2 separate regions of the Homo sapiens genome follow, and region 1 is linked to region 2. Evidence: chromatin contacts called from ENCODE Hi-C or POLR2A ChIA-PET data. All regions are on one chromosome and are shown on one strand. Each heading gives the region's core, a stretch centred on a gene start or an enhancer-like site at or near the end of the contact. The rest is flanking DNA. Distances are from core to core; before and after follow the strand shown. Region 1 overlaps CTNNAL1 (catenin alpha like 1). Region 2 overlaps TMEM245 (transmembrane protein 245).

Region 1 (3,845 bases), core at 501-3,000, 120 kb after region 2:
GTCAGTAGAGTGTATGGGGACACAATGCTGCCCATCTGTGGACCTACTGTCTACTGTTTTCTCACTACAACAGCAGAGTTGGATAGTCACAATAGGGCCTAAAATATTTACTCTCTGGCCCTTCACAGAAAAAGTTTACCAATTCCTGCTTTAAGTCACAAAACATAATCTCAGTTGAAAATTAGAATGTTAATCATTATTTAAATCTTCATTTAGTTGTAGAGCTTCTCCCCTGTTCCCTGTTTTCCCAGCTCCAACTAGATAGAGCTGGGAAGATGTGGTCTCTTCTCCCTTTTTCACTTTCCTCACCCTCCGTTACGTAGCTGTTGTTGATTTTTGTCAGGTTGTGGCATAGAGAGAGAAGAGAGAAAGTTGAGAGGCAGAAGGTTTTTAGTGACCAGCACCCTTATCAAATGGCTTTGGGCTTGGTAGACATTTACAGTGGACTCTCACTCTCATGGATACCTTAGTGGTTCTTCAGAGGCTTTCCTGTTGCCCCCCCTACCCCCACCCCTGCCCCTCAACCCCTTTATCCTGTTGCTCCCTGCGCTTTGAGGCATGCCTGGAGGAGGGAGTCACAGTGGGCACCCAGCAGCTCTCCAGACAGACCCTCCTCACACAGACCTCTCATTTCCCTTAGCTGTGCTTTCTTAATTCTTTTATTTTTATTTATTTATTTTTTTGAGATAGAGTCTCACTCTGTTGCCCAAGCTGGAGTGCAGTGGCGTGATCTTGGCTCACTGCCACCTCTACCTCAGGGGTTCAAGCGATTCTCATGCCTCAGCCTCCCGAGTAGCTGGGATTACAGATGCACGCCACCACGCCCAGCTAATTTTTGTATTTTTAGTAGAGATGGGGTTTCACCATGTTGGCCAGGCTGGTCTCAAACTCCTGACCTCAAACGATCCACCTGCCCTGGCCTCCCAAAGTGAGCCACTGCACCCAGGCTTAATTCCTTTATATTCTTGAAGACGGTCAAGGGCTCAAGACAATGAAATTAGAATTTTAAAAAAATTTTCTTATTTTTGAGATGGGGTCTCACTTTCTTGCCCAGACAATGGTGTGAACATGGCTCACTGCAGCCTTGACCTTCTGGTCTCAAGTGATCCTCCTGCCTCATCCTCCCATGTAGCTGGGCCACAGGTGCATGCCACCATGTCTGGCTAATTTTTTGTAGAGATAGGGTCTCACTATTATAAGCTCAGGCTGGTCTTGAACTCCTGGGCTCAAGCAGTGTTTCTGCCTTGGCCTCCGAAAGGGCTGGGATTACAGGTGTAAGCCATCATGCCTGGCTGAAATTGGTTTTTGGATGTTTCTTATATAAATTTTATACGTGGTGATCTGTTTCACATCTTACTTGGCACTGATATGTCTATTGAAATCTCCATTTAAACATCCTGTTAAACATAGAAAGACATGGTTTTCTATGCTTTATAAAAAGCCTGCTGCCCTTGACACAAGGAAAAAAACAAAACAAAACAAAAAAGAAAGAAAAAAGCCTACCCATTTCATTCCAGACTATTCAGTTTTAACCAAAGTATTGTTAAAATCCTGACTGTCAGTAGAAGATGATCTCCTTGTGATAAACTGAGTGGCTTTCCACAGGCTTCATTTTCATTACCTCTTATATGGGTATATCCATGTCAACCTCATAGAATTCTTGTAAGGATTAAGGGAGATAATGTATATAAGGCTGCTGTCAGGACGTTGCATAGAGCAGGAACTTTGCGTTTGTCCTGCCTCCCTCTCTTACACGTGACAAGAGTTACATGACCTTGGCAAGACACAGTCTCTGTGGAGCTGTTTCGTAGTCTGTAAAATAAATGACTGGCATTAGATATTCTCTAAGGTCCTGCTGGTGAAACAAAATCTTTTTAAGTTCTTATGTGGCATTTAGTTTCCACGGAAAGTGAATTTTAGTTTCTTTGTTTCTAACTGTAATTATTCTCACTTAGTTGCATGAATGCAGAGGGTATCCTATTGTTAATTTTGGAGACAATCCTCTAATTTGAATTGAGATTGGATTACTTCCAGGAAAAAAGAAATCACTTCATTCAAATAGATTTAATTCAAAGTCAGATTTTTCTGAGAACAATGTTATTAAAAATGATCTATTTCTGGACAACCCCAAAATAACCTGTCACATCATTAAAAAAAAAAAAAAAGGCAAGATAAGAAGAAAAGATTTTGGAGTTAATAGTGTCCAAAGATATCCAGTAAGAGTGAGCCAGGCATTCCACACAAAGTCAATAAAACCATGGGGTTCGTGTTACCCTTTAATCTATTGTTTCTCCTGGGACCCAATTTGTTCATAGAGGCAGAGAGTACAAGATCTGGATGGCAACTATAGACAGATTCTAACCTCCCTGAGGGCAGGGGTTGTGTCCTACTTGTCATGTATGCCCAGCCTCTAGTACAGTGCTACAGTGCTTGCCATGATATAGGTATTTAATAAAATTTATTAAATTTATTGAATCTCACATTGGTACTTTTTCAAAAGTATGCTAAAGAACTTATTAATGATCACAAAGTGCCAATTTTCTTAGTACTCTAAATATTGCACTCTTAATACTCTTAATACTGTTTCATTCCTCACCAACTTTAAGATTAGCAGAAGCATTTTTCACCTAAGGGAAAAGCTACATGGGAAAGAGCTGGTTGATAACAGAATGAAAAAGGGACAAGGGTATTCAGCCATTGAATACCCAGTTCATCTTCTAGAAACAGCATTACCACTGGCACCAGGGGGTTAAAGGATGAATTAGATATCACTCCTGCCCTTGAGAGAAACTGTAAGCTCACCAGTGCTACACAACTCCTACTGTTACACAGGGAACTTTACACCCTCCCCTCAGTGGAACCCATGGAACTGCTTTGCGGCTTCTCTTTATTAATAGTTTTTAAAGTGCTGATGTGGTGCTTGGTCACAAAATGTTATTGTTTGTTTTCTTTCCTTCATCACCCTTCTCCTTCTCCACCCTCCCACCCCCCCACCCACACACACATCTGCAGCTTCATAGTACAGCGACACAGCTGGCAGCAGATCTATTAAAATACCATGCTGATCATGTGGTTCTAAAAGCATTAAAACTTACTGGAGTAGAAGGAAATTTAGAAGCTTTGGCTGAATATGCCTGTAAACTCTCTGAACAGAAAGAGCAGCTTGTTGAGGTGAGTAAACAAGGTGCTAAAGAAATTGTAGTTTAATAATGGCTTTATTAAACTATGTGGGAATGTTAACACAAATACAGTTTTGGGTTAATTTATCTGAGCATTTTCTCTCTCCTTTGGCATCTTAAAAGCATACCATGTATCTGTTCTGTTCCTGCAACAGTCTGGCCTCTAAAACAAAACAAAAAAAATGCTAAGACCCACAAATGAACTTCTTAATCTTCTTTTCCTTATCCTCTCAGAGAAGTTAGACCTTGGAGTAGAGCCATGGAGGTACGTCGTATGACCTTGTTTCTGTTTGAATCTGTCAGGGTCTCAGCAGGGAGGAGATGACACACTCAAATTAGGACAATTTGAAGAGAGTTTAATAAAGAAGCTGTTTACAATTGCATAGACAGGGCATGGGGGAAACCATACATGAGAGAGCAGTAATTGGGGCGAGTGGTAGCAAGGCTGGTACCACCCCAGGCCCACATCAGCAGGGGAATGTGGAATGGGGAAGCCTTTCAGAGAACTGCCTTGAGAGGTTTGTGATTTTAGGACTAGGCCCAGAGACAGCCCAAGGTGACCCTCCCGGGAGGAGCATGGGAGTCAAGGCCCATTCTCTCCTCAGTCCTGCTCATCTGTGGATGGGGCTTCCCATTGGATATCCCATTAGGATAATCCTAATAATC
Region 2 (4,038 bases), core at 122-2,621:
TATCATCACGTGGTACAAGGGCGAGCAAGAGATGGCTGGGGCTGAACTCACCCTTTTATAATGACATTAATCCTACCCATGAGGGCTGAGCCCTGATGGCCTAATCACCTCTTAAAGGTCCCACCTGTTAATACTGTGGTAACGGCAATTAAATTTAACATAAGTTTTGGAGCACAAACACTCAAACCATAGCACCTGGAATCCACGTTCAGTATGTTCCCTTGGCGTCTGAGGAAAGAGGTACACTAGCATTGTTATCTCCTATAAGTAAGGCTGTGTTAGACTCTTTAAAAATACTCTTAGTTTTTTTTAAGCAGTCTAGTGAGATTGGTGTTATGCTTATTTTACAAATGAAGAAACTTAGGCTCAGAGAGCCATTTTCTCTGAGTATAAGAAATTTCTTCAAAAGTTAGTGAAACAATCATCAGATATATCTATAATAGCCTGGATACCCAGCCTGAGAAGTACCAGCAAGTACAGCTGAGTGCTGTTCCTCCTGGCATTGGTAATTGTTTGTAAATGACTAGAAATGTCTTTGCAGAGATGAATCCTGATAGTTGCCTTACTTGTTTTGGGATAGCATGAGATATGAGTGAACAAGTTTGGTTCAGTCAAGCCCAAATTGGAAAAAGGGAGCAAACCAAATGTTTTACTGCTCCCCTCCCAGTCCCCACTTCTGATACTGCAAGTTAAACAGGCCTAGAGAAAAGTCTACTGGTCCATCTCCAGGCCCTTGTGACGTGATACTAGAAGCCATTGAGAGGGAGTTGTATTTTCCACATTAGTAATGGAAACAGAAGCCTTCTTCAAAGGGAACTTTGCAGGCTGGGGAGGTGTTATTTGGTATGCGGTGCCTGCTTCCAATAAGCATGTTTGGATGTATTTCTGGTAACTGCTGCTATCCCTGTGAAAAAGAATGGAGTGGATCAAGAAGTATCTCCTTATTTAGACTGGATTTAAAGTATATTTACCCATGCTTATTAAAAAAGTTAGTCTGCTCATCGTTGAGTTGTTGTATTAACAGACACTGTCTGACCTGTGGTCTCTTTCTTGTGTGCCGGACTCTGAGTTTCTGCCCCCTGGTGCTAGGCTGCTAATGTCAGTAGCATGCTTGTTTGGATTTGTGTAGATCCCTGTTATTTGGCTTCTGCTTAATGCTGGCCCTGTCTCTGGGTAGATTGATACCTGAAACCTTGGATGTTCTTTCCTTTTTTTTCTTTAGTCCTTGAGTCCCAAGATTATGTTCCCTTGTTTATGTGCCTATTTTTAGCTGTGGCTTTTAAATACAATACCATTCTAATACCACAACTTGGCCAAGATTCTCAGTCCTGGCATTGTTCTGTTCAGTTTATCATCTCCCTGCCTGGACTGTTGTTTTTTGTTTTTTTTTTTGGACTCTGATTCCAGGCCAATTCCTTGTGGTTTTTGAGGTGCTGAAGGGTATCATTGAGACAGAAGTCATTAAAATACAGATCTGTTGGATAAAAGCAGTTTGCCAAATCTTATATTCATAATTTTCAAATACTTTGTTTATTTTCTCTGTGTGCTACTCCTTTCATGCTTTTGTGAAGTCTGAGGTGCTCGAAAAATGTGCTGAGTCATTTGTGTATTAACTAGAAAAATAGTGCAGTTTCCATTGATGTAGCTAAGCTTTACTGCATATTTACTGCATATTTTAGTGCCATTAGCAAGTTGGAGAGTTATTCCTTAAGCCACAGTTTTGAAGATTTAATTGATTGGGTTTAGCTTTTTCTCGAATCTTTCAGTGCCTACTCTACAGATACAAGATATTTTGCTTAGCTCTGTGGAGAGATCTAAAAATGTCTACTAAGGGAAGATAGATGGCTATACTATAAAGTAGAAAGGGGAGGAGAGGTACAAAGAAATACTACAGAAGGGTTAGTGGCTTCTGCTTCTAGTTTATACTGTCGAAGCCAACAGATTGATATTGATGATGATGATAGCTAACATTTATTGAGTACTTCCTACATACCCAGCATTGTTCTAAACTTTATTTATTTATTTTTCAAGACGGAATCTCTCTCTGTCGCCCAGGCTAGTGCAGTGGTGCCATCTTGGCTCACTGAAGCCTCTGCCTCCCGGGTTCAAGTGATTCTTCTGCCTCAGCCTCCCAAGTAGCTGGGATTACAAGCATGCGCCACCATACCTGGCTAATTTTTTTGTATTTTTAATAGAGACGGGGTTTCACCATGTTGGCCAGGCAGGTCTGGAACTCCTGGCCTCAGGTGGTCTACCTGCCTTAGCCTCCCAAAGTGCTGGGATTACAGGTGTGAGCCACTGTGCCCAGCCAGCATTTTATATGTATTATTTCACTTCATTCTCAAATGAGATACGAATTTATGTAAGCCTCATTTTTACACATGAGGAGACTGGGACATCTCGACGTTAACTAACTTGCCTATAGCCATCTAAGTAGTAAGAATAGACCTGGGATTTGAACCTGGGGAGTCTTCTTTCCTCACCTGTGCTTCCAGCCACTGAATTGTGCTGCTTCCTCATAGCAAATGTGAGACCTTCTATGCCCTGGTCCCAACCTCCCTCTGCATTCTTACGCCACTCTGCTCTTCTCATTCACACTATCTTCCGGTCTTATTGAACTTCCTAGAGTTCTTTGAAGAGGGCACCTCTGCTTTTTCTTGCCTTTGTGTCTTCATATTTGTTTTTTTGTCTTCCTGAAACACTTTTCTACCCCTGCTCTCTAAGACACCAGTCTCTCAGGAGCTTCCTCTCCAAGATAGAACTGTTCTGTCTTCTTTATCTAGCTTACTTTTGTTAAAATGGATTTAAAGGATGGCATCTTTCAATATTCTTGTCAGACAGCTCCTTTGGAAACCCTTCCCAGACCTCCCTGCATGGATTTGATTTCCACGCTGCTCCCTAACAGTTTACACTTACTTTACATTAGCTCTTAAGTATCAGACTGAATTTGAGACCAGGGGCTTAGTCTCTTATATCAGCATATAGCCTAGTCGCCTATTTGGTGAATGAATGCTTAGTAGGCATTTAGAAATGTAAGATAAAATGCAGCTGAACTGAAAGTCCATTATTTGAAGAGCTATCCAATGATCTTGTTATTTTGCAAAAACCATCAAGGGACTTACTTTTCTTACAGTGTCTCAAGATGAGTAACCATTTAATTAAATTACTTTTGAAGAGGCCAGTTCAGTAATTAAAGACCCTTGACTAGTCTGTAATCTTATGTAAGAGAGAATTCTTAATTTTTAAAATTTTTGACCTGAAGGTCTTTGTTTTTGTTTTTCCTTTTTCTACTGTACTGTCCCAGGCCATTAGGTGTTCCCAAACTTTGCTCTTGAGTGGGGCCTAAGAGATCCCTCCTGGGTGTACTGCTGCAAAGCTAAGTCTTGCCCCATCTCTGGTGTAGGTCAGTTTGTTTGTGGAACTTTTTATTTTTGAGACAAAGTCTCACTCTGTCACCCAGGCAGAGTGCAGTGGTGTGATCTTGGCTTATTGGCATGATCTCAGCTCAATAATACGATCTCGGCTCACTGCAACCTCTGCCTCCTGGGTTCAAGCGATTCTCCTGCCTCAGCCTCTTGAGTAGCTGGGATTACAGGCGTGTGCCACCATGCCCAGCTAATTTTTGTGTTTTTAGTAGAGACGGGGTTTCGGCATGTTGGCGATGCTGGTCTCGAACTCCTGGCCTCAGGTAATCCGTCTGCCTTGGCCTCCCAGAGTGCTGGGATTACAGGCATGAGCCACTGCACCCAGCCTGTTTGTGGAACTTCTATCTGAAAGTCTAAAAATAACTCTAATATGCCAAGAATCTTCATCCAGCTCTGCTATATATTCTCTACCTAACCATAGTCTGGAAACCGGGATACCTTCGTCTCTTTGATTCCCTTCATTGCTTCCTCATCAAGTGTGGTCCGCTTTGACTCTTCTACGTCTCTTTAACACAGCCGCTTTTCCCTGTTTCCCCTGTTGTGGCTGTAGACCACACTGGCATCATGTCTTGCCTATAGTACTGCAACAACTTTTCTCCATACGTTATAGGTC

What was found. Hi-C counts contacts between places; a loop is a spot of excess contacts on that map. ChIA-PET counts read pairs that join two places held with the same protein, here RNA polymerase II (POLR2A). Pooled maps may share reads with other maps.
Region 1: a pooled map shows a loop between it and region 2 (2.2-fold over the local background). The contact joins two enhancer-like sites. A Hi-C loop is called at or near these places in 1 of 50 pooled maps. POLR2A ChIA-PET finds 5 or more read pairs at or near these places in 2 of 52 experiments (PC-9 and endothelial cell of umbilical vein).

What each region holds. Positions count from the first base shown.
Region 1 is chr9:108,972,001-108,975,845 of GRCh38, reverse strand. CTNNAL1 (catenin alpha like 1) reads left to right here. Exons shown (of 19, transcript NM_003798.4): 9 at 3,013-3,171. Among named protein-coding and RNA genes, the nearest start is that of ABITRAM, 40 kb to the right of the region's middle. Within about 2 kb of position 1,750, at least 2 of the 41 ENCODE cell types and tissues checked have a DNase peak (open chromatin) inside an H3K27ac peak, as active enhancers do.
Region 2 is chr9:109,095,909-109,099,946 of GRCh38, reverse strand. The region is part of intron 3 of TMEM245 (transmembrane protein 245); the gene reads left to right. Among named protein-coding and RNA genes, the nearest start is that of TMEM245, 22 kb to the left of the region's middle. Within about 2 kb of position 1,371, at least 15 of the 41 ENCODE cell types and tissues checked have a DNase peak (open chromatin) inside an H3K27ac peak, as active enhancers do.